Regions from separate parts of the Homo sapiens genome. Here region 1 is linked to region 2. The links are chromatin loops, found by intact Hi-C in ENCODE. Cell type or tissue: mammary epithelial cell. All regions are shown on one strand. Each heading gives the region's core, and the rest is flanking DNA. Links, peaks and the distances in the headings are about the cores only. Region 1 overlaps SEMA5B (semaphorin 5B). Region 2 overlaps FAM162A (family with sequence similarity 162 member A).

What was found. A loop is a pair of places that touch in the nucleus more often than their neighbours do. Peaks named below come from ENCODE experiments on the same cell type or tissue, not always from the same donor. Only the 100,000 strongest peaks of a DNase experiment are listed, where the experiment ranks them.
Region 1: a loop joins it to region 2, with 4 times the contacts of the local background. A loop is called at or near these places in 3 of 110 quality-filtered maps.

The regions. Positions count from the first base shown.
Region 1 is chr3:122,922,791-122,939,585 of GRCh38, reverse strand. It overlaps SEMA5B (semaphorin 5B), which reads left to right. Exons shown (of 23, transcript NM_001031702.4): 5 at 116-161; 6 at 10,528-10,590; 7 at 10,971-11,069; 8 at 11,583-11,796; 9 at 12,909-13,194; 10 at 15,834-15,969. Among named protein-coding and RNA genes, the nearest start is that of LINC02035, 45 kb to the right of the region's middle. RefSeq lists an enhancer at 12,566-13,066. In mammary epithelial cell, for the core only: no CTCF peak of the experiment used is centred there; DNase peaks (open chromatin) are centred at 5,125, 7,195, 7,715 and 9,875; H3K27ac peaks cover 4,420 bases.
Region 2 is chr3:122,385,511-122,402,305 of GRCh38, reverse strand. All of the region lies in intron 1 of FAM162A (family with sequence similarity 162 member A), which reads right to left. Among named protein-coding and RNA genes, the nearest start is that of FAM162A, 9.7 kb to the right of the region's middle. In mammary epithelial cell, for the core only: a CTCF peak has its summit at 9,215 (motif pointing left); no DNase peak of the experiment used is centred there; H3K27ac peaks cover 391 bases.

The DNA of each region.
Region 1 (16,795 bases), core at 4,437-12,436, 540 kb before region 2:
CCTAGGCAATCAGCACCCAGTCCTGGCGTCCCAGGAGGCCCAAGCCAGGAGGCTGCTCCCTGGGTCCTGCCTGCAGAACCAGCGTCACTTAGGATGTCTGTTTCCATTTTCACAGGAACTACCTCTTCAGACTCAGCCTTGCCAATGTCTCTCTTCTTCAGGTACGATTGCTTTCTTCCCTTCCCTTCCTATAATTTCCCCTATTCCAGAGCCCAAGGCAGGGCAACGCAAGTGGCGCCATTCAGAATTCAGCCCCTAAAGTTGAAAACAGGAGCCACTTGTTCTTTTCACTGGCCATGGACTCAGACCCCAGCTATCAGAGTCACTGCCCGCAATGTACGTGGAGGGAGGGTGTGGCTCACATATACGCAGAGGCACACAAGGCTCTTGCATCATGCAGCGAGGCTGCTAATGAGGAAGGGAGAAAAAGAATGCCAGGCTGGGGTGACCAACTGTCCCTGTTTGGGACTGAGAATGCAGAACTTCCAGTGCAAAAACTGGGACAATACTGGGCAAACTGGGTTGGTTGGTTATTGTAAGTCCCCAGACCTGGCTCCACAGGAGGGTCTCTGAGTTCAGGCCTCCACGGAAAGGGTGTTCCTAGTTCCTTTCCTAGCCCAGTCTGAATGATCCCATTCTAACTCAGCATTTTCTTTGAGCTGTGATTGATTTATTATCTGCTGCCAAGAAGGACTTCCCAAGCATAATTCCCTAAGTGCTCTGAGAGGCGTTTTAATGGGACTCCTTGGTCCAGAACATTTATCCCAGATTGAGAAACAGATGTCAAACCATCTTTGCAGAGGCTGAATATTGTAGAGAAAGGAAGGCCATCTCTTCTTCAATGAGGGGAGAGCCTCAATTCTCATGTCTAGGAGACATGTTCTAGTCTCCCAATGATTAAGCATTCATTGAGCACTTACTGTGTACCAGAACTCATGGCTAGGGGGCCACGAGACTATAAGAAATGCAGAGTCTCTGGCCTTCAGGAAAACATGATGAGTGACTAACCTAATCAGAAGTTAGAACTTAATCATTTGCTGGGCTGTTTGGTATAGAGTTTCACTGCCACAAGGGAGACCTTCTTGGGGAGCTGGTATGACATTCTGGCCACACCTGGGTCCACACACCCAGGGACATTGCAGTTCTTGGCTGGTTGCTAGAGGGGAGGTATAAGGAAGCAGAAAATCTGTGCCCATTGGAAGGGAAGGGTTGGGAGGAACTAGGGCAAGTTGAAAGAAAATGCCATTCATCCATTTGTCTGTCCATCTGTCCTTCTATCCATACCTTTACTAGCCAGCCTGCCCATCCATCCATCCATCCATCCATCCACCCATCCAATAAACATTTGTTGAATAACCACTAAAGGCCAGGTCTCATCCTAGGCATGGTACAAGGCATTTGAGTTCTAAAGTGAATCAGGCCCAGTACCTTGCCGCAAGGAATATGCACATAAGGGATCACATACGATTCCCTTGAGGGGCTGTGCAGCATATTCCTGGGATCTGGGCTGGAGCAAGGCAGGGGAAGTTCCCCAGAAGCAGCATCTTGTGGCCTGTGAGCTCAGTCACAGGCAGCCAGTCCAGAGCCTAGTTTCCATTGGCCGGAAAGTAAGCCAAGTTGCCAAACCCAGCAGGTCAGGGCCTGGGGGAAGCCAGTGCAGAGGAGGTTCAAAGTGGGCGGGAGGAAGTGGACCCAGGGGTCCCACCCTGAGCTCCAGGCAGCTGGGTTTTTATTTGGTTCCTGTGGTGTGCAGATGAAGGCCTTCTAGGAGTGTAATGTGGCTGAAGGGAGGAAGAGAAATAGATACACAGAAATAAAAGCAATGCTGTTAAGACTGCGCTTGATGACTGAGTTCTGGGGTTTGGTTCATCCAGGTCAGTGTTGACCTGGTGTCAGCCTGGGGCAGGTAGCTTATGGCAGCCCATAGCTCAGGCTTGGAGCAGGGTCTCAGCTCCAACGGCATTCCCTGAAGGGCCCTACAGACAAGCCCCCAAAGCACCAGGAACTGGTTGACCACCTTTCCCAGCATGTCTCTTAGGGGCCTGACCTCAGGATTTCAGACTGGATTCACTGTGACAGAACTAAGGGAATAAATACATTTTATGTCCACGTTCCCACTCTGGTGTGTACCATCTGTCCACAGAGGGGAGAGAACAAGCAAGAGGTTGGGGTGTGCCATCCAGTGTCCCCTGGAGCAGACCTTGGCCTCTGGTCTTCAGTGCCCGGTCCTCCTGTCTGTTGTCTGGCCTGGTGAGGAAGCCCTGACTTGTAACTCTCAAAGCCTAACTTCAGGGGTTGCCCTGCCAGTGCCCTCTCCGGGAGCTTTGGGTCCCTGGTTATAAGCTTTCAGTTCTCAGTGTCTGCTGTCACCAGTAACCAAGTGCTGAAAATGATCTGTACCACTTTGCTGACAAGGGCGGCTGGGCCAGGGTGCCCCCGCCCAGCTTCCTCTACTCTCCCTGTGGCCTGGGGCTACACTTGGGTTAAAACTCCCCATTATGGAGCCAACTGATTCTCCCACTTGGCCCCAGGGCATGATTTAAGCAAACTTAAAACTCAATGCTTTATTGATAGTTTAAATAATTAACATTACGTAAAGAAAAATCTAAATGTAAACAGTTTTTGCAAACGAGTATCCATTAAGGGACTTCCAAGTACCTAACCCCTATTAAACAATTTATGTAAACCACTCTTCCTTAAAGAAAATCGAATGCCCAGCTCCTTCCCAATCCTCCAAGCTCTGAAGTAGGGAAGAGGTGCAGCTAGGAGCAGATGGGGCAGTGTGTGTGTTGGAGGTGGAGGAGTGGGGGAAATCAAATCAGCTCACCTGTGTGGTTATTTATCAGTGTAACTTAATAAACTGGTACTGGGAAAGAAAAGGAGGCTAGTGATTGACAGCATCCCCGGGCTGCTGAGAGGACCAGCATGATGAGCTGTCTTGGAGTTGGCAATTAGGAGCTCGTGAGCGACCTTTGCCAGAACAGTTCCATGGGACGACCTGGCTGGAGGCCTAATTGCAACAGATTTATGATCTTGGTTTGCCAGATATCCTGCGAGGCAGAAACGAGGACTGTTCTGCACATATGCATCAGGACGCATAATGGGGCTTTGTTCGGGCCTGGGCAGACATGGAGGGCAATGCCTGAGCTCTCTTCCAGTTTATCTCCACGTCCTCCAAGCTCAAATCTGGCAGCCCTGGAGTGGTTTGAAGTTGAAACTCCACAGAGCAGTGGACTTAATGCTCCAAAGATGCGTTGACATTCAGCCATTGTCCCTGGCCCCCAAGTGTCCGTGGGAGTTGCTGAGTTTTCATGGAGATGATCCACGTCCCTGGGTGTCGCCTGCTTCCTCTCACAGCGTGAAAACCACACAGCTACTGTTACTAGAGATCATCCTGGAATTTCTGGGACAGCCCTTGTTTAAAGCACTCTGTGTTCCAGATTGATCAGACACGTCTCTCTCCACCCCTTCACAAAACTCCACTAAAAAGAGTGAGAAATTTTAAAGGGTGCACATTCACAACAACAGAGAGAATGAAAAAGATGTCAGTGAAGAAGAGATTATGCATTCTGGGGCAATGGAAAGCGGATAGAGGCTGGGCACAGTGGCTCACTCCTGTATTCCCAGCACTTTGGGAGCCCAAGGCAGGCGGATCACCTGAGGTCAGAAGTTCAAGACCAGCCTGGCCAACGTGGTGAAACCCCATCTCTACAAAAATACAAAAATTAGCTGGGCATGGTGGTGGGTACCTGTAATCCCAGCTACTCAGGAGGCTGAGGCTACTCGGGAATCACATGAACCCAAGAGGCGGAGGTTGCAGTGAGCAGGTATCACGCCACTGCACCCCAGCCTGGGCAACAAAGCGAGAATCTGTCAAAAAAAAAAAAAAAAAAAAAAAAGAAAGAAAGAAAAAGAAAAAAAAGTGGATAGAGCAGGTCGGCTTGCAGAAGGGATGCAGTGGACAGGCAGCTGACTCCTCAGAAGGGCCCCAGAATTGGGTGTCCCATATTGTATGATGTGAGGATGAGGTACAAGGATGAAAGGAAGGATTGATTGACATTCTCTAAATTAAAGGGTTGGGACCCAGGTCTCCTGTCCCATCCTGAACAGCAATCCTTTCTTCCATCTTCTCCCTCCCTCCAATAAAGGAATCAAGACCCTTTCTCCAAAGATTCAACTAGAAAGTCTCCATATTCAGAGACTCCTAAAGGGCACTGATGGGGTGTGATCAGACGAAAGTCTACTTCCTCCTCCCACCCCCTGCTCCCCCAGCCCCACTTCCAGGCAGGAGACTAAGGGAGTCTTTGCTGGAAAAACTCAATGACTACAGAGACCAGACTTTTAGAATATGACATAGAGGGCCTCCCAGTGAAAAAGGCTCCTCACCCAGCACCCTACAAGAAGCCCACCAGTCTCTATGAGACCTCCCATGGAGTTCCCAGTGAGCTGCTTAGTACTTTACTCTTAAAGCAAACAAACAAAGATGCTTTTTTTTATCACGTAATTTCATACACACACAAAAGCAAAGAGAATTGTACATGAACCCCGTGTACTCAATAGCACTTTAACAATTATCAGCTCAAGGTCAATCATCTTTCATTTACATACATCCCCCCACGTCCCTGTCCTGAAGCAAATCTCAGACATATCATAACATCCATAAATATTTCAGTATACATTTCTAAAAAATAGGGATTCTTTTTTTTTTTTTTTGAGGTGGGTCTGACTCTGTCACTAAGGCTAGTGGCACAATCATTACTCACTGCAGCCTCCAACTCTTGGCCTCAAGCTGTCCTGCTGCCTCAGCCTCCCAAAGTGCTCGGATTACAGGTATAAGCCACCATACCAGGCTGGGATTCTTTTTATTTAAGTGGCCCAAAGTTAATAACTTCATATCACTAAATGTCCAGTTAATGTTTACATTTCCCTACTTGTCTTATAAAATTTTAAAATAATTTTGGTTATTTGAATCAGGATTCAAATATGCTGCAATTTGTTGATATGTCTCTTTAAAACAATATTTCTCTCTGTGCAATTTTTTATTGTGCAATTTTTTATTGAAGAAACCTCGTCACTTGTCCTATAGAGTTTCCCACAGCCTGGATTTTGCTGATTGTAATGCAGGTGGCATGACTGAACATGTTGCTCTCTTCCCTGTATCACCTGTACATTGATTGTTAGAGCTAAAAACTTCATTCAATTTAGATTCTGGCAAGATTACTTCATAGGTGTTCTTGTGTCCTTTCTTTAGGAGGTACACAGTGTCTGATTTTCTCTCTTTTGATGTTAGTAATCAGTGATGATCTTTTTCTAGATCCTTTAATTCTTTAGGTATTACAATCAATTAGCTGGGCTACTTCTATAAAAACAAAATTTTTGGGCCGGGCACGGTGGCTCACGCCTGTAATCCCAGCACTTTGGGAGGCCGAGGCGGGTGGATCACCTGAGACCAGGAGTTCGAGACCAGCCTGGCCAGCATGGTGAAACTCTGTCTCTACTAAAAGTACAAAATTAGCCGGGTGTGGTGGCGCGCACCTGTAATCCCAGCTACTCGGGAGGCCGAGGCAGGAGAATCACTTGAACCTGGGTGGCAAAGGTTGCAGTGAGCAGAGATCATGCCACTGCACTCCAGCCTGGGCAACAGAGCAAAAGTCTGTCTCAAAGAAAAAAAAATTCAATTAATGATAAACAACCAATTAGTATCTTCTGAGAGATACAAAATATTTTGTTTATAAAACAATAAACTTAAAATATGGAAATTTAAAATGTGATTGGGAAAATAAACATTGAATTGAAGGATTAGAAAATAATGTTGAAGAAAAACCTACCAGAACAACAAAAAAGAAATGAAACATAGGAGAGAAATATCAGAAAACTAGAGGATCAATGCACAAAGGCCAACAGTGGATTGGAATATTAAGAGTTCCAAAAAGAGAACAGAGGAAAAGATGAGGAAGAAATTAAGGATGAACTAACGTAAGAAAATTTGCCAAAACAGAGAATGAGTCTTCAATGCTAAAAGGTTGACTGAGTTCCCAAAAAAGACCCGTCCTAAGGCACATCAGTGTGAAATTCAGGACACTGTTATTAAGGAGAAGATCCTAAAAGTTTCCAGAGCCTAAAGAAAAAAAGAAAAAGAAAATGTCATCAGAGTCCTCAATAGCAATGCTGGAACCTAGAAGACAATGGAGGAATAAATGCCTTTAAAATTCCAAGTGAAAATTATTTTCAACCTAGAATTTGGTATCAAAACTACCAATCAAGTATGAAGAGAGAATAAATCAGACATGCAAGAATTTGAAAAATTGATCTACCATGTTCCTTTTCCTAGGAAGATACTGGAGATGTGTTCCACCAAAATAAGCGAATAAATCAAGAAAGAGGGAAACATGCGATTCGGAAAGCAGGAGAGGAAAGAAGGTAAGCCCCAGGCTAACAGTCAAGCAGGAGGCCTCGAGAGCAGCCAGAACACTAGGCAGGAAGATGGAGGTTGGGGGATGAGGAAGAGGATGGGAACTCACAGATTATCTGAATCATTTGTGCATGCAGTAAGAAAATCATATTGAGCCCAGGCATGGTGGCTTACACCTAGAATCCCAGCACTTTGGGAGGCCGAGGGGAGCAGATGACTTGAGACCAAGAGTATAAGACAAGTCTGGGCAACACAGCAAGACCCTGTGTGTACAGATAATTTTAAAAACTAGCCAAGTGTGGTGGTGTGCACTTGTGTTCCCAGCTACTTGGAAGGCTGAGGCAAGAGGATCACCTGAGCTCAGTGTTAGGTTTTGAAGGGAAGGTGAAGGTTAAAGAAAGACACACACACAGCAAGAGGGTGGCTCAACAGCAAATGCAGGCTCTATGTCCAGCATAAACCTATACAAGTGGGAAACTAGCCTAATGCCAGAGCCCACCACTGCTTACAGGCTAGGGGTACTTATAGGTATGGGTGGGAGGGGTCTGGGCAGTATGGCTTGCTGCCCAGCGGGATATTGATAAGATGTTCCCATGATGAGGCAGTTCTGGCCCTTATTCCCGTGGGATGTCATCATAGTGTTCCTTGGACCTTTGCCCAGCGAGATATGATAGGGATATTTCTTTAGTTGGGCCTTTGTCTACCTTGTGGTCAGGTGATTAAGAAGGATGTTTCTCACAGCCCGAATGCCTGGGAAATGTTTCACTTTGACCAAGGGTTGCAAAATAGTGGGGAAGCTTAAAATGGTGCAGTTTGGACTAACACCCAGGAGGTTGAGGCCGCAGTGAGCCATGATTGTGTCACTGTACTCCAGCCTGGGGGACAGAGCAAGACCTTCTCTCCAAAAAAAAAAAAAAAAAAAAAAAAAAATCATATTGAGAGGGATGTGTAAGACCTGTTGGACATTTGGGGAAAATTGGTGATAGTTCCATGCAAAACAAGCAAATGGAGACAATCAAGACAATTATTCAGTCCAAGAAAACCAAAACATTGTTCAAAAAAGGGAAACCTTATCAGAATACGAATATTTCATTGATTCTCACTCACATGCACATGTTTTCACATTTTAATGAGTCTGAAGTTGGGACGTGTCTTTCAGTTAAAGACATCTGACAGTCACATTCAGCCAGGTGCAGTCTTGATGTTGTCATGCCTGTGCAGGTATGAACTTAGTCATTTTTTCTGGTGTTCTGACCAGACAACAGCAACCCCTCGACGTTTCAGTCCACAAACCATTTTAGGATCACATGAGGGAAGAATGTGAGTCCTGGTGTGTCAGAAAACCTGTAGGCATCTTTTGGTATCGTGCTCATTCTATAAGCATCCAGACTTGCAGGATGATGTCAATGGCATGGAAGAAAATTGTGGAGATCAGAGTCCTTTAAGAATTATTGCAACACTGACACCTAGGTAGTTCAAAGAATGATTCTCTAAACAGACAAACAGCAAAAATGAGCACTGACAACTCTAAAAAGTGATTCAGAAGAGATGAACACTGAATTCAAAGGTTTAAGGATACTCAATTTTGCGTATTTTTTTGTATGCCAAGATTGATATATGATAAAACATATGTCTGAATAAGAGCACTTTCAATATGTATACGTTAAAATTTTAACTAATAAGAGCATTTGATTGGCAGCAATTTTGTTTCTCAGTGGTTCATATTACAAGTTGATGGTGCCATATATTCAGTGAAATCTGGGGTACTGGCTGTAAATACCAATGTTGATTTTAATTAAAACTGTCATTATAATGGGAGGATGGGGAGATGGGAAATGTTACGTGTGCTTTGGTGCGGGGAAGAACGGTGGTGGGTAAGTGGGAAAAATCTTCACCTCTGTAACAGGAATTCAAAAGATGAAGACTGAGATTGATACATATTTTTTAGAAATCGATTTTAAAAAACAGAGAAACAACTAAAAGAGGTGAAGGTGGTTGTCCTTGGGAAAAGGGGTGGGCTATGGGAGGAGTGGGTCGTCGGAGTTTTAATTAATACATTTTAATACTATTTAACTTTTTAAACTCTGTGCATCACTAATTTGATAAAAATAATTTTTGAAATAAATTAAAAATAAATAAATGGTCTCAAAAAAGCCATTCTGTGCTGTTCTCTCTATAAACCTATATACTTTTTTGGGGGCATATGGCCTAACTTTTGGTTAGAGAAATCTATTCACTGTGAGAGGCTGCAGGATGTAGCAGAAAGAGCTTAGTTCTGGTGTCAATTGTCTGGAGTCATCTTGGGTTTCTCGTTTACTAGCTGTGTGACCTTGGGCAACTTGCTCCACCTCTCTGGACTTTAGTGTTCTTCCCTGTAAAACAAGCAAAAGGCTATGTGTTTCACTGTTTTCTGTGAGGATCAAAGAGAAAAAGTGTGTCAAGTCCCTGGCACAGTGCCTGTCCCACTGTTGAATTCAGCGTAACTTTAACTCCTCTTATGGTACAGCCCCCTCTTCAATGGAATCAAGGCTGACCCCTTTGGTGTGCTCCTCTGCTCAGAGACTCGAGGACCCTTTGCTCATGCGGTCCTCGCAGAGCCGCCCACCGTCCGGGGCTTTTGGCCTGCACAACTGCAATGTTTGTGGCTCGTTGCTCTTTTCTGTCCCCAGAAGCCCTGAGATTTCTTATTTATGGCCCTCTCTTCTCTCATATCAGGCTCAGCCTGGGAGTTGATGGGTCCTGAGTATGACAGTGCTCGGTTGTTTCTGTCCAGATGAACACCGTGGCTCTGTGGCCAGATTCAGGGTCCTTTGCTCTTCTCCAAGGTCTGGGAGACACAGAAGCCTGGGCTCCAAACTTGTCACTCATCTCCTGAATCCAGGGTGTGCAGGAGTCAGCCTCCCTCTGCCTCACAAAGCAGCCATCACCAGGGCAGGTTGGCTGTGGGCTGGAAAGCAGAGAGAGGTCTGCTGCTCGCTCTCCCGGCCCCCTGCCTCCCCTCCCACACTGCGGCCTCTGGGGCTCTGCAGGCAGTGACTTCATGGCTAGAAACAGCCTTGTTAGAAATTAAAAGCAGGTGGGCTCTTTTTTTTCCCCTCCCCATTTGGAAGACAGAGCTGCTTTCTCAGGGCTCCCTCTCCCAGGACAGATAGGCAGTTCATGTTTATACACGTGACCCAGAAATATATAATGAGCCACGCCAGGGCTGTTGACATTGCCTGGACGTGGAGGGCATCACGCCTCCCTTCAGCTGCTGTTCAGAGAGAGTAGAGGCAGAATAGATGAAGGGGAAGAAGAGATCCTGGGTTGGGGACAGCCCTCTCCTAATGCCATGGGCATGTGAGAACATGGCACTGTCCTGCAGGTCCCCACATGAAAGCTGTGTCCCCAGACACATTACCCCACGGCAGAGCATGAGTGATGCTACCAGGGAAGCTGGGAGGAAAGTGCAGACAGTGGGGGTGGGAGGGAGGAGAGCAATTAGGAAAGGGGAAGTCCTAGCCCTTAAGACTGTGGGAACACACATAACCTTTGGAATCAGAAATGTGGGTTCCAGTCCCTGCTCTACACGAGGTTCTGTGTGACTTGCTTAGGTCACACAGAACCTTGGTTTTCCCCATCTGTTAAGGAAAAAGCCCAGAGTTGTCAACAGAAAATTAAATCTCTTACATTCAGGGTTTGCCAAATCTTTTCTCCCTTCCTGCCTGCCGCTGAGTTGAGGGCCATCTGGCACAGAATAGGCGCATTCCCCACCCAGGGCCTGGGGTGGGATTGAAGGTCCTTCGGCCACTTCCAGCTCCCTGGCTGACTCCGAGGGCAGATCTGCGTGGGGATGATGAAAGATTCAGAAGCTGTTCCTCCAGGCCTCCTCTGACACAAGCAGGCAGTGGGGTGTTGGGCTGAGGGTGCCCACCTGTGAAAGACCTCTGGGTAAGGAGATTGGGAGCCCTCCCACGTCCATGTGGATGTAGTGAGAGGAGCCCTCACCCTGCAGACCAGCCCTCCTTCACAGCTTCATGTCCACTCCCGACACTGGCTGCTGCCTGCTCTGCCAGTGAGTGGCAGTAAATGACACAGCCATGTGATGTCTGTGTGCTCCTATGTTCCTCCCCCAGGCCACAGAGTGGGCCTCCAGTGAGGACACGCGCCGCTCCTGCCAAAGCAAAGGGAAGACTGAGGTACGTGGTCTCGGCGGTCCAGGGGCCCCACCTGGAGCTGGAAGGAGGCCTGTGGTTGTGGGGATGGAGCAGCACTGTGTGGACTGAGGTCCCCTGCTAGAGAGGCCTGGCCAGGATGAGCTGGGGCTCCTTGGGCAGGTGAGGATAACAGCCCTGTGGCGAGCTGGTCCTGAGCATCTGAGTGAGCAGTGATGCGGAGAAATGACCTTGGTGGGAGGGGACGTCCACAGACGTGACCCGGACGTCGGGACAGGTGGATCTGGGGTCAAGGGGAGTGTTTAGAATACTTGTTGGCATCCATGACGCAGTGGTGTGAGCGTGAGATATCCAGCATCGCACCTGGAGAGCTGTGCTGTCTGCTCCTTTCCTTCCTGCCTCAGGAGGAGTGTCAGAACTACGTGCGAGTCCTGATCGTCGCCGGCCGGAAGGTGTTCATGTGTGGAACCAATGCCTTTTCCCCCATGTGCACCAGCAGACAGGTGGGCACCTCAGGGTGGAGGAGACTGAAGGGGGCACCATGCCGGGGGTTCTCCTGCCTAGGCACACAGCCTTGAAGGGGGGTTACCAAATTTTGCAAACAGACACCCAAAACAGAAACAAAAGGACACCCAGTTAGATTTGGAGTTCAGATAAACAATAAGTGATATTTTAGCATAAATGTGTCCCATGAAGTGTCTGGGACAAACTTATACTAAAAATTTACTCCCTGTTCGTCTGAAATTCAAATTGAGCTGGGCCTTCTGTATTTTGTTGGTCAGCCTTACCTTGGAGGGTCCTGACTGGGGCTGGAGGCAGATGGAGCTACTGGGAGGACCTCTCCCTCACTGAGGGCTGCTCCCTCAGAGGGACCATGAGCTGAGCAGTGAGATGACGCTGGAGGAGGGGAGAGGCCCAGAGAGACTGGGGCACAGGAGGAAACAAAACTCAGATGGAAAGAACAGGCAGCCCCAGGGCCTCAGGGAAAAGTGTCCCCTTCTCCCCATTGTCCCCAGGTGGGGAACCTCAGCCGGACTATTGAGAAGATCAATGGTGTGGCCCGCTGCCCCTATGACCCACGCCACAACTCCACAGCTGTCATCTCCTCCCAGGGGGAGCTCTATGCAGCCACGGTCATCGACTTCTCAGGTCGGGACCCTGCCATCTACCGCAGCCTGGGCAGTGGGCCACCGCTTCGCACTGCCCAATATAACTCCAAGTGGCTTAATGGTAAGGAGGCCCCAGTGCCAGGGGTGGGGACTCCCCTGGTTTTGAGCCCACCAGCCCACCCTGAGCCCCCCATTCATCCTCCTTCCTGCCAACCTCTGCAAGTGCTCCCACTTGCCTCATCAAGGAAGAGGTCCAGAGTAGGGCAGAGTAGACCAGAGCATGCTAGAGATGGGCCCCAGACGAAATCACAGGTGATGTCCCGAGGCCACAGAACAGATGGAGGGTGGGCTATTAGGAGAGACGGAGATAATTAGGAATTGTTTAGGAAAACAAGTTATGGATAAGAAAAAATTACGGGGCCAGGTATAGTGGCTCATGCCTGTAATCCCAACACTTTGGGAGGCTGAGGCAGGAACATCTCTTGAGGCCAGGAGTTGGAGACCAGCGTGGGCAACATAGCAAGACCCTGTCTCTAAAAATAAAAATAAAAAATAAATCAGCCAGGCGTGGTGATGCATGCCTGTATTCCTACCTACTCAGGAGACTGAGGTGATAGGATGCCCTGAGCCTAGGAGTTTGAGACTGCAGTGAGCTATGATCGCATCCCTGAACTCCAGCCTGGGTGAAAGAGCAAGAGCCAGCCTCTTAAAAAAGAAAGAGAGGGAGGGTATGGAAAGGGCCATATGAGTTTCCTAGCCCTTGGGGTTGAACCCCTGCTTCCTCACTAACTATTAGGTTGGCGCAAAAGTAATTGCAGTTTTTGCCATTAAAAGTGATGGTGAAAATTGCGATTACTTTTGAACCAACCTAAATAGCTGTGTGTCCTTGAGCAAGTACTTAACCTCTCTGTGCCACAATGTTGTATCTGTAATATGGGGATAATCATAGGATTTACCTCATATGTTGAAGGACTGGATTAATCCACATAAAGTACTTAGGATGGTGTCTGGCACCCAGTGAGAGGTGGGCGGTAACACATGTTTAATATTACAGCTGCCCTTGGTATTGGAAGTGGGAAGAGAGTTAGTTAGGGCCCCCAGGTCACCAAGATTGCAGAGAGAAGGATGTCAGGATGCCCATCTGGGAAAACCGAAGTAGTTGAGTCCTCCCGACTCTGCCATCTTCTTCCCCGCTGGCCTGCCCTGCCCCTTGTTCCTCTTCTGCCCACCCAGAGCCAAACTTCGTGGCAGCCTATGATATTGGGCTGTTTGCATACTTCTTCCTGCGGGAGAACGCAGTGGAGCACGACTGTGGACGCACCGTGTACTCTCGCGTGGCCCGCGTGTGCAAGAATGACGTGGGGGGCCGATTCCTGCTGGAGGACACATGGACCACATTCATGAAGGCCCGGCTCAACTGCTCCCGCCCGGGCGAGGTCCCCTTCTACTATAACGAGCTGCAGAGTGCCTTCCACTTGCCGGAGCAGGACCTCATCTATGGAGTTTTCACAACCAACGTGTGAGTCCTGCCCTCTGCCAGCCCCTTGCCTGTGATGTCAGGAGCTGGCCTGGCCTCATGGCCTGGTGGGCTTCATCTATAAAATGGGGACTGCCGTGCCTCCTGCCGGGGGTCATCTGAGGATTTTGTGACTTACTGCTTCTGGAGCGGTAAGCTCGTGTTCTGGGTTGCTGGGAAGGGCAAGCCTAGGCCAGAGATGAATAAAGCAAATAAATCTGCCTTAGGCTGCATGAAGGAGGAACATGCTGGTGATGAAGGTGGAAAAGCCTGCCTTGGATGAGGGGATATAGCCATGTAGGGGAGGGGAGCAGGCAGCAATAGCCACAGGGAGGCTCAACAGGAATTCACTAAGGTCCCTTCCAACCTCAGGACTATGTGATTCTGCTCAATCTAACCAGCAGTCTTCTGGTAACCCTGCCATCACCTCCCATCTAGACTGTGCTGGAAAACCAGGCTGGGAATGGCAGCCCCTTTTGCTTCCTAGGTGTGAGGACGAGTAACCCTCACAGATCATGGGACCCTCCTCCCACCCCCTCCCTCTGTGTAAGAGGCTAACCCAAACAGGTGACTTTCCTATAGACCAAGCTTGTCCAGCCCAAAGCCTTTGGGCTGCATGTGGCCCTGGACAGCTTTGAATGAGGCCCAACACAAATGTGTAAACTTTCTGAAAACTTTACGATACTTTTTTTCTTTTTCTTTTTTTTTCTTTTTTCTTTTTGTTTGAGACGGAGTCTTGCTCTGTCGCCCAGGCTGGAGCGCAGTGGGGCAATCTCGGCTCACTGCAACCTCTGCCTCCTGGGTTCAAGCGATTCTCCTGACTCTCAGCCTCCAGAGTAGCTGGGACTACAGGCACGTGGCACCATGCCTGGCTAATTTTTTGTATTTTTAGTAGAGATGGGGTTTCACTGTGTTAGCCAGGATGGTCTCAATCTCCTGACCTCGTGATCTGCCTGCCTTGGCCTCCCAAAGTGCTGGGATTACAGGTGTGAGCCACCACGCCCAGCTGGCAATATTTTTTTTTTTCTCATCAGCTATCGTTAGTGTTTAGTGTATTTTATGTGTGGCCCAAGACTACTCTTCTTCCAATGTGGTCCAGGGAAGCCAAAAGATTGGACACCCTGATATAGACAGTGATGGGTGGGCACCGAGACCAAGGAAGGCACTGGCTGCACAGTGTGCTTTGTAGGAACACCAGAAGCCTATAAGGCATGGAGTGGTGTTTGCTCACTTTGGGCCCCAGATAGCAGGCACTGGATGAGGGCCAGGCTAGCTATAGGAAAGACAGTGTGAGGGGGTGGACCGAAACGAGAGTCAGGAGTAGGTGGAGAGGCATCGAAACTGACGCCATCAGTGTGGATTCTAAATAGTGTATTGATTGCATGCCTTCTCCATGCAGGTGCCTGTCCTGGTAGGGGTGCGGCGTCACAAAAGCAGACATGGTTCAGCCTTTAAAAGCTTAAACAGGGTGATGGATATTAAACAACAAATTTTAATCATGAGAAATGCTACAAAGGGAAAGGGCAGTGTGCAGAAAAGCCTCTAACAGTATAGAGGAGTGGTGATCAGGGAAAGCTTCCTGTAGGAAGTGACATCTATAAGATGAATAGGAATAAACTAAGGGAGAGGAGCATTCCAGCCTGAGGGAATATGTGCAGAGGTTTGAGGTGGGAAGAAATGTTTCAGGAGCTGAGCAGAGATCAGTGTGGCAAGACATTTAAGGGTGAGGAGAAGAAAGACAGGAAGGAGGGTGAAGGGGTAGGGCAGGGAGGGTATGTCCCAAAGGACATTGCAGACTGCTTTAATCTTTATTGTAAGAGCAAGGAGAAATTATTGACAGGTTTGAAGCAGTCCAGCGACCAGCTCGGAGGTGCATTTTGAAACGCTCACCACTCTGGCTGCCATGTGGAGAATGGATTAGGATACTAGACAGGCTGCAGGCAGACCACCAGGAGGACAATGCAGCATTCAGGGGACTAGAGGGGGGCTGAAACCAGGCAGAGGTGGAGAGAAATGGACACATTTGGGAGAAGAACTAAATGCGAAGAATATAACTGGAGGCGTTTGGTATGGTGGTTTCCTCTCTGTGAGCTGTTCATGTAAGATTCATGGAAACATGCTTCTGTGACTGAAAGGGTCTCCTGGGTCATCTGAACTCAGGGTGTGGCAGGCTATGGCATAACTCAGTGGTTTGGTAATCAGCTTTTGTAAATAAATAAATCAGAATAGAATGGAATAAAATATCAGAGTGTTAACATATTTAGTAAGGGTAAGTTCATAAAACTTCTTTATGGATGTGTGCATATTATACTGAGTTGTAGGGTAAAATATATCTCTTACCACGGTCCATGGACTACAATGTTTGAAAGCCACTGTATTTCAGCGCCCCCGAATAAGGGAGGGAGGGAGGGAGGCAGTAGCACAGAAGGATTCACCAGTGCCTCTTGTCAGTGGGTCGTTCCCAGGGGGTTTACAGAATGTGAGGACCACATCTCCTCCCTTTGAGATCCCCCCATGTGCCAGACACATCATAGATGCTTACAGAGCCTTGGGAATTGGACATGACAGCTGGCTGTGGGGTTTATGAGGAGGGTGCCAGGTCTTACAGGGAGGGCCCTGTGCCACCACTTCTTGCCTTTCAGAAACAGCATCGCGGCTTCTGCTGTCTGCGCCTTCAACCTCAGTGCTATCTCCCAGGCTTTCAATGGCCCATTTCGCTACCAGGAGAACCCCAGGGCTGCCTGGCTCCCCATAGCCAACCCCATCCCCAATTTCCAGGTACAGAATCTCCTCCTCTTTCCCTGTCTTCACACACTGCCTTACCCCCAGATTACCAGCCACAAGCTGATTCCCAACTGCTTAGCACAGACAGACACCAGACCCGTCCCTGCCAGTCCATGCCCATCTCTGGGGTCCACAATGGTTCCCTGAGGGTATTAGCCTCTACAACTGTGAGGGAGAGTGGGTGAGGGGCAGTGCGAGGAAGCATGCTCCGAGCCATCTCTAAATGTGAGCCCACACCTCCAGGGAGGCAGGGAAGTGGGACCTCAGCTCTCCACAGTGTAGAGGACCAGGAAAGCACTACACAAGCTGTCTGGCTGGAATTTGGGAATGTTAAGCAGAGCTTTCTCGCAGTGTGTTCAACATGGGTACTAATTCCTGGAAGTGGTCAGTGCTAGGAGTGGTCAGGGTGTGGTCAGGGCCCAGCCGTGGGTAGTGTGAGTATCCCCCATCCCCATGGAGAAAGGGAAAGAACCAGGGGGCAGAGGAGGCTGCTGATGGTTGACTTTCGTGTTCGCCCAGCTTCCCACCCAGGGGGTGGGATGGAGCTGGGAAAGACCTCAAGCTTTGCAGTCCTACCATCTAGCCTATCTCTGTGTGACCTTGGACAAAAAAGTCATCCAACCTCCTTCAGTCTCCTTTTCCTTATCTGGAACTAGGGATAATACTGTAAGAGATAATACCTCACAGATATGTGAGAAGGTTCATATGCCTGGAATGTAGGAGATGCTCAGAAGGCTTCCAGCTTTGGTTTAGAAATCATAAGAACTTTGAGCTGGCAAGGACACAGGAGAGGGACAGCAGGCTTGGCCCAAGGTAGGAG
Region 2 (16,795 bases), core at 5,766-13,765:
GCCACAAGTCCTTAATTAGAAATCAATTTTAGATGTAGTTTTGAACTACATATAACTTTAAAACTATATATATAATATATATAGTTTATTTTAAAAATTTAAACTCAAAGCACAGATAGTAGCATTACGAACCCCTATATACTCATCACCCATTTTCAACAATGATCGCTATATGGCTAATAAATACCATTTAACCTCTATAAAAACCCTGGAAGACAACCTAGGCAATACCATTCTGGACATAGGAATGGGCAAAGATTTCATGATGAAGATGCCAAAAGCAACTGCAACAAAAGCAAAAATGGACAAATGGGATCTAATAAATTTAACTTTTACTGTGCAGAAACTAAACAGGTTCTGCACAGCAAAAGAAACTATCAACAAACAGACAACTTATAGAATGAGACAAAATTTTTGCAAACTATGCATCTGACAAAGGTCTATATCCAGCTCTATAAGGAACTTAAACAAATTATCAAGAAAAAAAACACCAGCCCATTAAAAGGTGGGCAAAGGACGTGAGCAGACACTTTTCAAAAGAAGACATACGTGCAGCCAACAGGCATACAGAAGAAAAAGTAACATCACTGATCACTAGAGAAATGCACATCAAAACCACAATGCAATACCATCTCACAACCAGCCAGAATGGCTATTTTTTTTTTTTAGATATATACTATTTTAATCAGACTATACTTCCAACATTTCACAGATGAAATTATAATCACCTGAGCTTTTAAAAAATAAAAATTAGGCACAAATACACTTACTCATAATTGCACTGGCAAACAGTTCTTATAAGATACTTAAATCTTTGCGAAGAGATAGCCCCCTTCTTTTCCCACGTGCTCTCAAGTCAAGCCTGATCTCTCTCCCTGTCACCCATAAAATCTCACTTATGTTCCATTAACCAGGATCACATGAACCAACCTGAAAGAAAAGGAGTTCTCTGTCTATATAATCATGTTGGCAAAATAAATCGACATATGTTTAACAAAAGCACACAAAATAAGAGATACAATCAGGTGAATATTATAAGTCATTCTTTCATCATTAACATAAAATTGTAATTCTACTTTTGTAAATTTTATCAACAGACTCTCAAATGCCACACTTGATATATACATATAATAATAAGAAAAAATAAATGAAAAATGCATTTTCAGATATATTAAAGAAAATCACTGTTTTATGAAAAATAAGCAAAGCAGCATTACAGTTATTACTCAACTTTCAAAAGGTTACACAAGACTCTTGCTGGCAAATATTAGGATAAGACATTTTCATAGAAATATCTTAAGTATATATGGAAAACAAAACATATTTAAGATATTAAGATATAAGATGTATTTATGATTTAAAATAATCTCTACACAATTATTCTGCACATCACGAGAATATTCAAGACTCTATTGACTTTCTCCCCAATGAACATCTCTATATAGTAACGATATTCTCAGTCTTTTTTTTTTTGTTTTGAGATGGAGTTTCGCTCTTGGTGCCCAGGCTGGAGTGCAGTGGCGCGATCTCGGCTCACCGCAACCTCTGTCTCCCAGGTTCAAGTGATTCTCCTGCCTCAGCCTCCCACGTAGCTGGGAATACAGGCGCCTGCCACCATGCCCAGCTAATTTTTTTGTATTTTTAGTATAGACGGGGTTTCTCCATGTTGGTCAGGCTAGTCTCAAACTCCTGACCTTAGGTGATCCGCCTGCCTCGGCCTCCCAAAGTGCTGGGATTACAGGTGTGAGCCACCATGCCCGGCCATTCTCAGTCTTTTTCATTTATCTATTTATTTAAGTTCTAGGATACATGTGCAGAACATGCAGGTTTGTTACATAGGTATACACATGCTATGGTGGTTTGCTGCACCCATCAACTCGTCATCTACATTAGCTATTTCTCCCAGTGCTATCCCTCCCCTAAACCCCCACCCCCTGACAGGCCCTGGTGCATGATGTTCCGCTCCCTGTGTCCATGTGTTCTCATTGTTTAGCTCCCACTTAAGAGTGAGAACATGCAGTGTTTGGTTTTCTGTTCCTGTGTTAGTTTGCTGAGAATGATGGTTTCCAGCTTCATCCATGTCCCTGCAAGGGACATGAACTCATCCTTTTTATGGCTGCATAGTATTCCATGGTTATATGGGCTACATTTTCTTTATCCACTCTATCGCTGATGGGCATTTGGGTTGGTTCCAAGCCTTTGCTATTTAGTTTTGCTCTTGTTGCCCAGGCTGGAGTGCAATGGTGTGGTCTCAGCTCACTGCAACCTCCACCTCCCAGGTACAAGCGATTCTCCTGCTTCAGCCTTCCGAGTAGCTGGGATTACAGGCGTCTGCCACCACACCCGCCTAATTTCTGTATTTTTAGTAGAGACGGGGTTTTACCATGTTGGCCAGGCTGGTCTTGAACTCCTGACCTCAGGTGATCCGACTGCCTCAGCCTCCCAAAGTGCTGGGATTACAGGCATGAGCCACCGTGCCTGGCCAGAATGGCTATTAAAAAGTCAAAAAATAAGGGATGCTGTGGTGAGGTTTCAGAGAAAAAGGAACACTTAGATGCTGTTGATGGGAGTATAAATTAGTTCAACCATTGTGGAAAGAAGTATGGCGATTCCTCAAAGACCTAAAAACAGAACTACCATTAGACCCAGCAATGCCATTACTGGGTATATCTCCAAAGGAATATAAATGTTCTATCATGAAGACACATGAATGTGTATGTTCACTGCAGCACTATTCACAACAGTAAAGACATGAATCAACCTAAATGTCCATCAATGGCAGACTGGATAAAGAAAATGTGGTCTTTTCTTTAGGCTGGGCCCAGTGGTGCATGCCTGTAATCCCAGCTACTTGGGTAGCTGAGGCATGAGAATTGCTCACTTGAACCCCGGAGCCGAAGGTCGCAGTGAGCCTAGATCATGACAGTGCACTCCAACCTGGGCAAGAGTGAGACTGTGTCTCAAAAAATAAATAAATAAAATAAGAAAATGTGGTACATATACACCATGGAATACTACACGGCCATAAAAAAAGAATGAGAGCATGTCCTCTGTAGGAACACTGATGGAGCTGGAGGTCATTCATTATCCTTAGCAAACTAACACAGGAACAGAAAACCAAATACTGCATGTTCTCATTAATAAGTGGGAGCTAAATAATGAGAACACATGGACAAACAGAAGGGAACAACAAACATTGGGGCCTACCTGAGGGTTGTGGGTGGTAGGGAGGAGAGGATCAGAAAAGATAACTAATGGGTGCTAGGCTTAGTGCCTGGGTGACAAAATAAACTGTACAGCAAACCTCTGTGACATAAGTTTACCTATATAACAAACCTGCACATGTAGCCCTGAACTTAAAAAATTTTAAAAATATCGTTTAACCTAAACTCCATCTACTATCTACCCCTTACTAGATTGTTTTAAAGCAAATCCCAAATATTATATTAGTTCATCCACAAATACTTCAGTATGTATTTCAAAATCATATCTGAAATACTAATATAATTTTTAAATGTTCCTTATTATCAGTATATTATGATCAAATCCTATTAAGATGAAATTTCTGATAGGCTCATTTTTTTTTGCAGTTGGCTTATTCAAAATAGGTGCACAAACTGAATATGGCTGATGCTTCCTGAGTTTCTTTAAATCTATAGGTCTCCCCTCTTACTTTTTAAAATAATTTATTTGTTAAAGAAACCAGTCTTTAGTCCTATAGTGTCCCTCAATTTTAGATTTTGCTTATCACACCCCCATGGTGTTGCCCAACATATTCTCCAAACTCCTCTATTCCTTGTAAACAGATTTTTGAGGCTTGAAAGATTTAGATTAGATCTTTTAGCAAGAATGTCATAGGTGGTATTGTGTCTGTCTTATTATGCCACATCAATAGGCATATGCCAATTTTGTCTCTTTTCATATTAAGATTGTTCAGTACATGCTATCAGTCTGATTCACCTTTTAGAAAGTTCCCCATCAACCTTTCATCTATCTTTTTTTTTTAGCAGACAATGGTGATTATTACCTAGATCCATTCATTTCATTAGGGATTGCAAAATGGTGGTATTCTCCCCCTTCACATTAACTATTTGGTTATCTTAAGGCATAAACCGTGCAGAAAATGTGGAATAAATGCTGGATTCTTTCCCTTTATTTGCCAGTTTTAAAATGAACAAATTGGTTTTCTTGCACTTCCTTACGTTGCATTTTTACACATGTGATGTGCTCTAGACTGTTTCAGTTGTTCCTTTTAATCCCATTGGGAACCCTTCTAAGTTGGCTCCCGAGTCCTTTCAACACATCATCAGTGGTCATTGATAGCTTTCTTTCTGACAAGATATTCCAGACTGATTTTAAATGTTTTCTGCCCGAGTTGGAATCACACATTCCTCCCAATGGGCTCTGGTTCTTTTAAAGAAATGTTTTTAGAGACTCCTTAGTGGGGGCTCATTTTTTTTCAGTTTGTCACTGTTTTTGCCTTTTCAGTGAACAAAGCTAGGAAATACCTTCATAAAATAAATACATTTAAGACATTAGTTTTGATTAGCAATTGTTACCTTCAGCTTTAGCATGAATAATTTTAATTAATTAAAATCAGAAGCAGAGACAACCAGAAATAGTTTTGATCAGGTGGGAGAAAAGGAGAGTAATTCTGATCTTGGGATTGTGGTGCAGATGAGGCCAGGTCTGGTACAGGCTCCTGAGAATCAGAAGACACCTAAGAGCCCCTGAGTCCCTAGGATGTGGAGCAGTGGAACAGAAATGAAAGCTGGAAAGGCACCAGAGATAAATCTGACTAGGGCTTTGCCACTATATGATGCTCTAGATGACAGAAATGGAATGTCCAAGACTTGTATTGAATGCAGTAAGAGTGTGCCCTCAGACCTTTGTGGTTAAAAATGAATTTGCTAATAGATAAAAAGACTGTGCCTTGGAAGTTCCAAACTCCCACTTGGGTGTCTTGCAGCCTCAGAGTTTGGAGCAGTAAGGGGAGGTGAGAGAGGGAGTAGGAGTAAAATATGGTTACAGAGGCGGTTTTCCCAATGATGGTGAAAAGCATCATTTCCTTACTTTTCCCCCCTTGCTGTTAAAAAAAAAAATCTTTTGAACATAACAATTTAAAAGACACTACTGTGGATTTCTCATGAAAATATGTTCATGGTTGTTAAGATTTTTAAAATAATACTTTTATTGATACATAATTCCCTACCATAAAACTCACTTTTAAAGTGTGAAATTTGGTGGTTTTCATATATTCACTAAGTTGTGTATTGATCACTAATTCCAGAAGACATTCATCACCCCAGAAAGAAATCCTGAATACATTAGCAGTCATTCCCTGTTTCCTCCTTCCCCCAACCCTAAAAGTCACAGTCTCTATGGATTTACATATTCTGGACATTTTATATAAATGGAATCATACAACATGTGGCCTTTTATGACTGTCTTCTTTTACTTATATTTTCAAGGTTCATCCATGTTGTAGCATTTGTCAGCACTTGATTCCTTTTTATTGACAAATTTTATTCCACTATACCAGAGTTTGTTTACACATTAGTCAACTAATGGACATTTGGGTGGTTTCCACTTTTTGGCTATTATGAATAATACTGTTATAAACATTTGTGTACAAGTTTTTGAGGAACATGTATTTTCATTTGTGGGGTATATACTAAGGGGTGAAACAACTGGGTGATATAATTCTCCATTTAATCATTTAAGGAATTACAAGACCATTTTCCAAGTGGCTGTAACATTTCACATTTCCATATATGAGGGATCCAATTTCTTCACATCCATACCCACATTTGTTATTCTTTTTGATTATAACTGTCCCAGTAGGTAGGAAGTGGTATCTCATTGTAGTCTTAAGTTACATTTATCTAATGAGTAATAATGAGGATCTTTTCATGTACTAATTGGCCATTTGCATATCTTCTCTGGAGAAACATCTATTTAGGTCCTCTGCCTATTTTTTTTTAAGTAGGGTTATGTCTTTTCATTTTTGAGTTGTAAGAGTTCTTTCCTTATCTGATATGTACTTTGCAAATATAGTCTCCCACTCCATGGGTATCTTTTCACTATCTTGATGATGTCCTTTGAAGTACAAAAAAATTTAATTTGGGTGAGGTCCAGTTTATCCATCTTTTCTTTTATTGCTTGAGCTTTTGGTGCCATATACGATATCACAAAGATTTACTCCTATATTCTAAGAATTTTATAGTTTTAGCTCTAACATTTAGGTCTGTGATCCATTTTGAGTTATACTAGTATACTTTCTGTGAAAAGGATCCAAATTCATTCTTTGGCATGTAAATATCCAGTTCTCCCAGCACCACTTGTTTAAAAGACTGTTCTTTTCCGCACTGAGTTGTTTTAGCGCCATATAGAAAATCAATTGACTGTAAATATGAGAGTATATTTCTGGACTATCAATTCTATTCCACCGATCTAAATGTCTGTCCTTATGCCAGCACCACACTGTCTTAATTATTACAGCTTTGTAGTTAAGTTTTTAATCAGGAAGTATGAGTCATCCAACTTGGCTTTTCTTTTTAAAGATTAGTTTGCCTACTCAGGGTCCCTTAAATTTCTAAATTTCTGTATGAATTTGAGGATCAGCTTGTCAATCTCTACAAAGACCCCAGCTGGGATTTTGTTGGGGATTGTGTTGAATCCATAGATCAATTTGAGGAATTCTTCCATCTTAAAAATATTAAGTCTCTCAAACCATGAACATGGGATGTCTTTCCATTTATTTGGGTCTTCTTTAATTTCTTTCAGTAGTGTTTTTGCAATTTCCAGAGTACGTTTTAAACTTCGTTATTCTTTTTGATGCTATTATAAATGGAATTTTCTTCATGTTTGCATTATTTATTGCCCATTTATCTTGCATACTGCAAAACTGTTCAACATTTAGTCTAACAGGGTATGTGTGTGTGTATTCCTTAGGATTTTCTATATACATGATCATGTTATCTGGGAATATAGTTTTACTTCTTTTGCCACTTATTGTTTTTCCTGCCTAAATTCCCTAACGAGAACCTCCAGTAAGTACAGTGTTGAACAGAAATGTCTGTTGAAAATGGACATCCTTGTCATGTCATGGGGGAAACGCATTCAGCCTTTCACCATTAAGTCCGATGTTAGTTGTGGGTTTTTCATTTAATGCCCTTTATCAGGTTGAGGAAGTTCCTTTCTATTCATAGTTTCTGAGTGTTTTTATAATGAAGAGGAGTTGCATTTTGTCAAATGCTTTTTCTGTGTTTACTGATGTGGTTATGTGTTTTTTTCCTTTATTCTATTAACATGGTGAATGATGTTGAGTCAGGAGTCCTAACCTTACATTTTTAGCATACATCCCACTTGATCAGTCTATAATTTTTCATGTCACTGGATTCATTTTGTAGCAGTTCTTGAGGATTTCTGCATCAATATTCCTAAGGGATATATATGGGTCTATAGTTTTCTTGAGATTTTTTTGGGAGGGGTTTGGTATGAGGATAATGTGGCCTCATCAAATGTATTGGGAAGTGATCCCTCCTCTTTTGTATTTTGGAAGAATTTGTGAAAGATTAATTCTATTTTTTTCTTTAAATGTTTGGTAGAATGCACAATTGAAGCCATCTGGGCCTGGACTTTTTCTTTGCAGGAAGTTTTAAAATCACTAGTTCAATCTCCTGTTACAGGACTTTTCAGATATTTTATTTTTTCTTGACTTAGTTTTGATAATTTTTCTTTTTCTAAAAGTGTGTCCATTTCATCTGGTTTATGTAATTTTTGCCATAGAGTTGTTCATAGTCTCTCCTTGTATCCTTTGTGTGTTTGGCCACAGAGGTCTGTCTGGTTATCTTAGTGGTCAGCTAGTAACTGGAGAGACTAATAAATGCCTTTAAGTTTATTAAGTGTTTGCCTACGGGCTGTGTGTGCATGTTGGGGCATGTCTTCTACCCTCAGGCAGGCAGTCTGCAACACTGCCTTAGCCTTCTGATATAGTTTGGATCTGTACCCCCACCCAAATCTCATGTTGAAATGTAACCCCCAGTGTTGGAGGTGTGGCCTGGTGGGAAGTGAGTGGATCATGGGGGTGGATTTCTCATGAATAGTTTAGCACCATCCTTCTTGGTGCTGTCCTCGTGATAGTGAGTTCTTATGAGATCTGGTCGTTTAAAAGTGTGTGGCACCTCCCTGATCTCTCTTGCTCTTGCTCTGGACATGTGACATGCCAGCTCCCCCTTCGCCTTCCACCATGATTGTAAGTTTCCTAAGGCCTCCCTAGAAACTTGACAAATGCCAGTATCATGTTTCCTGTACAGCCTGAAGAACGATGAACCAATTAAACTGCTTTTCTTTATAAATTACCTAGTCGTAGGTATTTCTTTTTAGCAATGCGAGACTGGCCTAACACACCTTCCATTCGTGCTCGGACAGAGACTAAATGTGAGGTGAGAGCTTAGAGACCTCTCAGGTTTTTCCTGGAAAATGTGTCCAACCTTACACATATTACATTCTAGAAATATGTCAGAGCTTTCCAGATGTCAGGATGGACATCTCATTCCCCAGCTTCTTGTTTGACCCAGCTGTTACCCACTCCATGTTATGTCAAACAAGTGCTGCTGATTATTTTCAACAAATGCACCAGGGAAAACACTGTTTGCAGTGAATAAACTCCAAGTCAGGTGAAAAAAGATAAGCCCTGTGAGTGGGGTTTCCAGCGAACTGTCAGACAAGTCAAATAGTAACAATTCTCTGCAGCTGGAAGTTTTGGAAAACTCTTAAACCCATTCTGCCTTCTTCAGTGCCTGCAAGGCTGCTGGTTTTCAAAGTAACTGTGATTTGTGAGGCTGTTGGTTTTCAAGACTATTGTGAAGCTGAAAGAAGACAGGAATAAAGCAAGTTAAAACTCCACAAAACTTGCTGTCCTACCACGATTTCAGGCTTTTTTTTTTGGATAAATGCTCCTCAGATTGTCACAAATGCCTGGTAATTTTCCAGAGTTCTGGAAAAGTTGCTTCTGCCAACTTCTGGCAGTGTTATCATTGCTTTTGGGTAAAAATGGATTTTCAGAGGTCCTTACTCTTGACACACCAGAAGTTGGAATCTCTATTTGTGGTTACCTGGCACACAGTCTTTTTCATAAAAGGCCTCATTTATTTTGTTTTCTAGGGCTATAAATGCCAGAAAGCTTTGCCTGGATCTGGCAAACACAACATCAGTGCCACCTAGTGGAAAGGAGATAAATTAACTGCTTTTAGCTTGTTTCCTCATTTAAAATGTGGATAATGCAGTGTTTCTTGTACCAAAGTTGATTTGAGGGTTAAATGGAAAAGCAAATATGGGAGCATCTGGTAAGATGCTTGAAACACAGCAGGCTCTCTAACTGTTAAGTTTATTTTTTTTTTGAAATATTATGTAAAACATTAACTTTGATAAAACTTCTAGAACACTTTTCAATTTTACCCCTAATGTGGTCAGGATTTCTGACAAAGTTAATTATGCAGTTATGAGGCCATGGGAAAAGTCTATGAAACTCTTCAATAGATTTTCATAGCACTCAGGATTAAGACACAATTATTAAATCCTGTGATCTTCAAATTTTAGTGTTTTAGTGTTTGGTGTGAATCAGAGGAATGCCTTGTTAAAACACAAATCATGAGGCTGTCTACCTCCAGTTTCTGCATCCACAGTTCTGGAATGGAGGCTGGGAATTCGCATTTCTAACAAGTTCCTAGGTGATGCTGCTATGCTGGTTCTGGACTATACTTTGAGAACCTAGGCTTTTCTCTCCCCTAAGATGTGGTTAAATATACATAACATAAAATTTACCATTTTAATTATTTTAAGTGTACAATTCAGTGGCATTAAGTACATTTACACTGCTGTGCAACTATTACTACTATCCATCTCCAGGACTTTTTCATCTCCCCAGAGAACCACTGGTTTAATGTGACCTACAAGGCCCCATCTCACACAATGCTATCCCATTCCTCCTTTGGCAGGCACTTACAAAAGGAACAAGGTTAACCGGCAGCAAGCTAGAAGGACTCTGCTCTTTAAACAGAAAAAGAATCAATAATTATTTCCTAAGACAGCTGTCCTTTCCCATTCCTCCTAATTATAGAACAAAGGCAGTTTAGGAGAACAGAAGACAAACTGCCTCTCAGCTAGCTCAGTTTGAGAAATAATAAAGCAAAAAATGCTAACATGTATACCTACTATCAGTGACATCGATGTATGTTGGAGTAATTCATTCAACAAAGTACTTCCTATGTGCCAGGCATTGTTTTAGGCAATATATAAAAAAGATAAAAATCTGTGCCAATAGAACTTGCATTCTACTGGGGAGAAAGTTATACATATGTTAGATACTAAGTGCCAGAGAGAAAAAAATAAACAATGGGGACATGAAGTATGTGTTTGGAATGGGCTGTGTATGAAATTTTACATAGAGTAGTTAGGAAGTCCTCTGTGAGAATGTCACTCTTGAAGGGAAGCAAGGGCTAGCTATGCAGCTATCTGGTGGAAGAATATTCCAAACAGAAAGAATTATAAATGCAAAGACCCTAAAAGATTCTAGAGCCCATAAAGAGAAGGCCAGTATGGCCAGAACAGAATGAATAATGGGAAGACAAGTAGAATTTGATGTGAGAGAGGTACTGAGGTAGTTATGGAGGGTAAGGACTTGGAGACATGAGAGGTTCACCTAGATCAGACTGTATCTCCCAACTTTTTCTTACTACAACTTCATATTGTATGCTAATAACTTTTACCTCCCTACAGTATAAATGCTGATTAAAACATACACACATATTATCTTATTATAGATATTAGAATAATAGACTAATGTAAATATATTTTTTTAAAGATGAGGTCTTGCTTTAAAAATATTTTTAAAAATGTTATCACTACATAGTGAAACCCCACCTCTACAAAAAATACAAAAACTAGCTGGGCGCAGTGGCATGTGCCTGTGGTCCCAGCTACTCAGGAGGCTGAGGCAGAAGGGTGGCTTGAGCCCTGGAGGCAGAGGTTGCAGAGAGCTGAGATCATGCCACTGCACTTCAGCCTGGGCGATAATGCCAGACCTTCTCTCAAAAATAAAATAAAATAAAATTTTAAATTTTAAAAAGTTATCGCTAAAAAATGTCTGAAGTATTTGATGTGGTCTTGGTTTTTATTTTGCAATTATAACAACATGAAAGCATAAACAAACTTTAATATCATTACTAAGACCTTCGTTTTCTCTCAAAGAGACAGAATATATTGACCAGACGTCCAAGCCAGAAATTTTCCATCCTCTGGTGGATCACGATTAAAAACATACAAACCAAAAGAAAAACAGCCCTTTAACCCTCTAGCTGGACTTAACAGCTTGTCCCTGGCTGACCAATTCTGTGTCTCCAGGGCCCTAGCAGGAAGTTAAGATGAAGCCTCACAGCTGTCTCTAAGGCTCTGGGTGGCAAACGGCTAATCTTAAGAGTAAAGGTTCTTAACTTTTTTATCTATCGAAATCACCTGGGGGACCCTGTGAAACAGATTACTGGACCCAACTGATACAGTCAGTATGGACAGAACCTGAGAATGTGCACTTCTAACAATTGCCCAGGTAATGGTGAAACTTCTGCTATGGGGGACCCATAATCTGAAAACCAGTGCCTTAGAAATATCATTGCTAGCTGGAGGCTATAGTGGTCAGCCAGGGTGAGGCTGGTTGAAGTACCAGCTTCTCTCCTGGTAGTCCCCTCCTTTCCATAAATATCCTTTCCAACCCCATGATAGACAGTGAGGAAAGGTAGGGATGCTTTTTCTTTCTCAGAATCTTTCAAGGTCCTCTTGGAGAAAACCATAGGTGATGTGACTGGAGATATGACAACTCTCTGGGAATCAGAGAATCAATATTACAACCCACTCCCCAGAGTGTCTATCTGAAACTCTCTAGGCCTTAGCTGTTGACCTGGGCTTTGTGACAGAAACAGACTCCCTATATCCGTTTTCTCATCCTTCCCTGCAGGCTTGAAGAAATACCAGTCTTCCTTTATTCTTAAGTAGTAATCCCTCTGCTGAGGGATGTCGTACCAAACTTATCCTTATTTTCCACTGCCTTTTTCCTGCCAAATGTTATCTCCCCCATCTTTAAAATCAAAACTAAAAAACTTATTTTTTTTTTTAGAGACAAGGTCTCACTTTGTCACCTAGGGTAAAGGGCAGTGGAGAGATCATAGCTCACTGTAACTTTGAACCGGGCTCAAGCGATCCTCCTGTATCATCTTCTGGAGTAGTTGGGACCACAGGCAGATGCCACCATGTCTAGCTAATTAAAAAAATTTGTTTTGTAGAGATCGGGTCTCACTATGTAAAAACCTTTGTACCACCAAGTTGTTACACACCATGTTATGTAAAAAGCTTTTAGTAAAACAAACTTTAAATGATAAAAGTAACACTTGCTCATTACAGAAAATTTGGAAGTTAAAAAAAGATGTGAAGAAAAATAAAAGCACTCATAATCATAGCACTTAGGGATAACAACTTGGTGCATTAATATTTCTTTTCAGACCTTTCCTATACTTACATAAAACATATACATTTTTCATAATCAGATAATACTGTATCTTGCTATGTCACAAATACTTTCCAAGATATTAATACTTTTAATAGCTGTATAAAACCCGACACACAGCTATAATCTGAATGTAGTAATTCCCTACAACTTGATTTCTTTCCAATTTTTCAGTGTTATAAGTAATGTTTCAATGAACAGTTCTCTACATACATCTTTGATGGTATTTCTGATTATTTCCTTAGAATAAAATCCTGGAAGTGAAGGGTAAAAGGGTATGAACCCCTTTAAGTTTCCATCTATCTATCTCATCTATCTATCTATCTATCTATCTATCTATCTATCTATCTATCTATCTATCTATCCATCTATACTACTTTCCAGAAAGGCTGACTACTTCTCCAGTAACTTCTACTAGTAGTTACTGAGAATTCTGTCTTATTACTCTACAATAACACTGAAGGTCCACTATGTTGGACAAAGCATTCACTTGTTCTCAACAGGTACTATTAATAAAATTCTTATTTCCTCTTTTTCATAGCTCAAATGATTGAATAAATGGCATGTATCTACTACTTCACTTCACCACCCACACTTTATTTTGCTACAATGTTTCCTTCTCCAATCATTTTACTAAAATTACTCTACCAACATTAGTGACCTCTTTCTAGTCATATGAATACATTTTTTTTTTTTTTGAGACGGAGTCTTGCTCTGTTGCCCAGGCTGGAGTGCAGTGCTGTGATCTCAGCTCACTGCAAGCTCTGCCTCCCGGCTTCACGCCATTCTCCTGCCTCAGCCTCCTGAGTAGCTGGGACTACAGGCGCCCACCACCACGCCCGGCTAATTTTTTGTGTTTTTAGTAGAGACAGGGTTTCACCGTGTTAGCAAGGATGGTCTCGATCTCCTGACCTCGTGATCCGCCCACCTCGGCCTCCCAAAATGCTGGGATTACAAGCTTGAGCCACCGTGCCCGGTCATGAATACATTTTTTTAGATTCTCATCATTAGCCCTTCTGACTCTACTCTTCCCATTTTTGTGGCCATTTGATTCGACTGATCTCATCTTTCTACAAGGATTCAATGCCTCCTTACATTGTACCACCAAATTCTCTCACTTCATCTCCAACCTCTATGACCAATCTTCTTTAATGTCTTCTTTCCCAGTTCCTATTATTTACACCATGTCACACCTCCAAGGCTTAGTCCTTGCTTCTATTCTGTGCTACTCTCTGGAAGGACTCCTCCATTCTGTTTTAAAAATCAACTCCAGACTAATTGCTCCCATATCTTTATCTCCATAACTTTACTCTTCCTTTGCCCTCAGGTCTTCAACCTCTCACAACCTATAACTCAGTGCCACCTAAACCTACTCAATAATGCACCATCTTCTCTGCCAAACTAACACAAATCTTTGATGGCGTTTCTGATTATTTTTCCAACTTTCTTATTTCTGACAATGAGGCAATACTTCTGTAGTCCTCAACATTAAAAAACTTGTCTTTAAGTCCTTCCTTACTCAGTATCTCCAAACTCATCCTTTCTTCAAGACACTTCCTAAATATATTCGTTATTTCCATCATCACCTCACACATCAGTTACTGTAATATCTTCATAGGTAGCAGCAATTCAACTGGTATGTAGTTGCTGAGTTAATTTTCCAGAAATGTTTCTTGTGTTACTTCTCCTGCTAAAAGGTTTTTTTGGTCCAAATTCATTTGGTTCAAACGTCTCCAAACACTACACTTTACCTCCTATTGCCTCCTGATCAAAATCCCTAAGGTAATCTTTCCTCTCTCATATCCTTTTTCAGACTCATTACCGCCCCTACATGTGCTCACAACTCATTACCGCCCCTACATGTGCTCACATCACTCTCACACCCCTTCATTTCAATGGAGCCTTCAAGAATCTCAGAATTCTTGAAGCCAATGGTATATTATATATGTTTGTTTGTTCATTGCAATAAATCAGCCCTAGGAGTGGGGCAGTCCATTCATTTTAGAGCCTTCACAGTATACACACAGGGCATCCATTGTGTACTCAATAAATACTTGGCAAGACCTGGAAAGGAGCAATAAGTAAAGCCAAATGTGGGGGTAGTTAAAATGCGTACGTTCTCATTTAGGTTTGGTTAGCAAGAACAAACAAAAAGAATAAGGTAGCAGAATGTGGTAGAAATAAAATCAGAATGGGAGCCAGGGGATACTGGCTATGTCCCAGGTCTGTACCTGTGTGGTCCTTGGCAAGCTGATTCCCTTCTTGGCCCTTAAGTTTCCTCATCTGTAAAAATTAGAGGACTAAATTACCTGACTTCTAAGATACCTCTCTACTCTAATGCTCTGAGATGTGGGTTAAACTAAAAGGAAGGCAGCCCATAGTCCATTACATTGGTAACAATGACGGTAACAAATTCATTTTCAAATCTGACCAGTCAACAGAGTTTAGGGGAGCAAAACTTTCTTTCAATAAGAAACATTCTTGTAAGGTCATTCCATTCCTTTGAACTAATAATCATTCTGTGGAAAGATACAATATCCTAAAAGTTATATCTATTTTATTCTTTCAGGAGAAAACAGGTGTGAAAACTCACCTTACATTTGCAGCATGTTCCAAGATATTTCCTAGCATCCTTCATCCAAAAAATATGTATTGCCTGTCTACTATGAACTGAACACCAATAAGTGGTAAGGACTGAGTAAAAACAAAACAGAGCCAGTGTTTACCCTTATGAAACCCAGCGTAGTGTGGGTAAATGGCCATTTAGTTCCTAATCATCTGTATCAGTGCTTTTTAACTTAAAGAGCATGAACTGCTCTGAGTAGCAGATATAAAATATGGACCCTCTCTCTCAAAAATGGTATACAATCATAAAAATTTGAGAAGTTCACAGGACCTCTCAAATGTGGAGGTGTCCAGTACCACAAGTTAACAACCCTGATCTGTATCTACAACTACATCTACAAAACAACAAATTCGAGCTCATAAAAGCCTACATTATGTTTGCTATATTGTTTGCTAAGGGAGTATACCAAAGATTTCCAACAGAAACAAAAGTAAAGGTCCATCATTTATAAGGTTAAGTTTTGATCATCTGAAATTTCACTTACCTAGAGAATCTTATTCCAAATATTCTGGATAAGTAAGGTATGCCTAGATTATGCTTCTTTTCTTTTTTTTTTTTTTTTTTAGACAGGGTCTCACTCTGTTGTCCAGATTGGAATGTGGTAGCATGATCGTATTATAGCTCAATGCAGCCTCAAACTTCTGGGCTCAAGTGATCCTCTTGCCTCAGCCTCCTGAGTAGCTGAGACTATGGGTTTGAGCCACCATGCCCAGCTAATTTTTAAAAGTTTTTTTTGTAGAGACAGGGTCTTGCTAAGTTAGCCAGGCTGGTCTCAAACTCCTGGTCTCAAGCAATCCTCCAGTATCAGCCTCCCAAAGTGCTGGGATAGCAGGTGTGAGCCACCACATTGAGCCTACATTTCTATTTGATCTTTCATTCCTTTGGCTAAGGCTGCTTATTAAAGCAGTCTTCTTTCTTGAAAAGCCATTTGCACATGAAGGTGTACTTTCATTTCAGAACTAAATCTGCATTTCATGACTCTTCCATTTCAGATTAATGAGATCCAATTAGTCATGACAAATTCACACACGCACAGCCCCTGAATGAACAGCTTGAACAACAGCAAAAAGCACAAAAATTCCAGAATTAAAGGGTACCCTCTCCTGGCTCTAACATTTTTTGGCAAAGAGATCCTGGACAAGTCATCTCTGACCTATGTTTCTTCATTTATAAAGTGTGGGAGGAATAAGACTTACCTGAGAGGGCTGCTATGAGAAATCCATCCAACAAAATAATGTATATGAAAGTATTTAGCTATGAAGTGGGTGAAAGGTAGTAGGTTGTTGCGGAGTTGCTCACAAAGCATCAGACATTCGTGGAAGATCATATGGAGAGAGCTGCTCATATAACATCCTTAGTGTGCTATTAAAAATTTTATATCTGAAGTAAAATAAATTGTTCTTAAATCACTCAAGGAATTCTGCTTTGGTTAAGTGGTCAATAGTGAAGTTTTTACACATCAGAAGTTTGCAGAGATGCAAAAATATATTTATGCAAGATGCATAAATATATTCTCAAAGCAAGAAGATGAACTACTTACAATATACTCAGTATTAGTTCAAAGATGTCAAAGTAGTTCCAAGATGTCAAAGTTCTTTTCATGCAGTCCA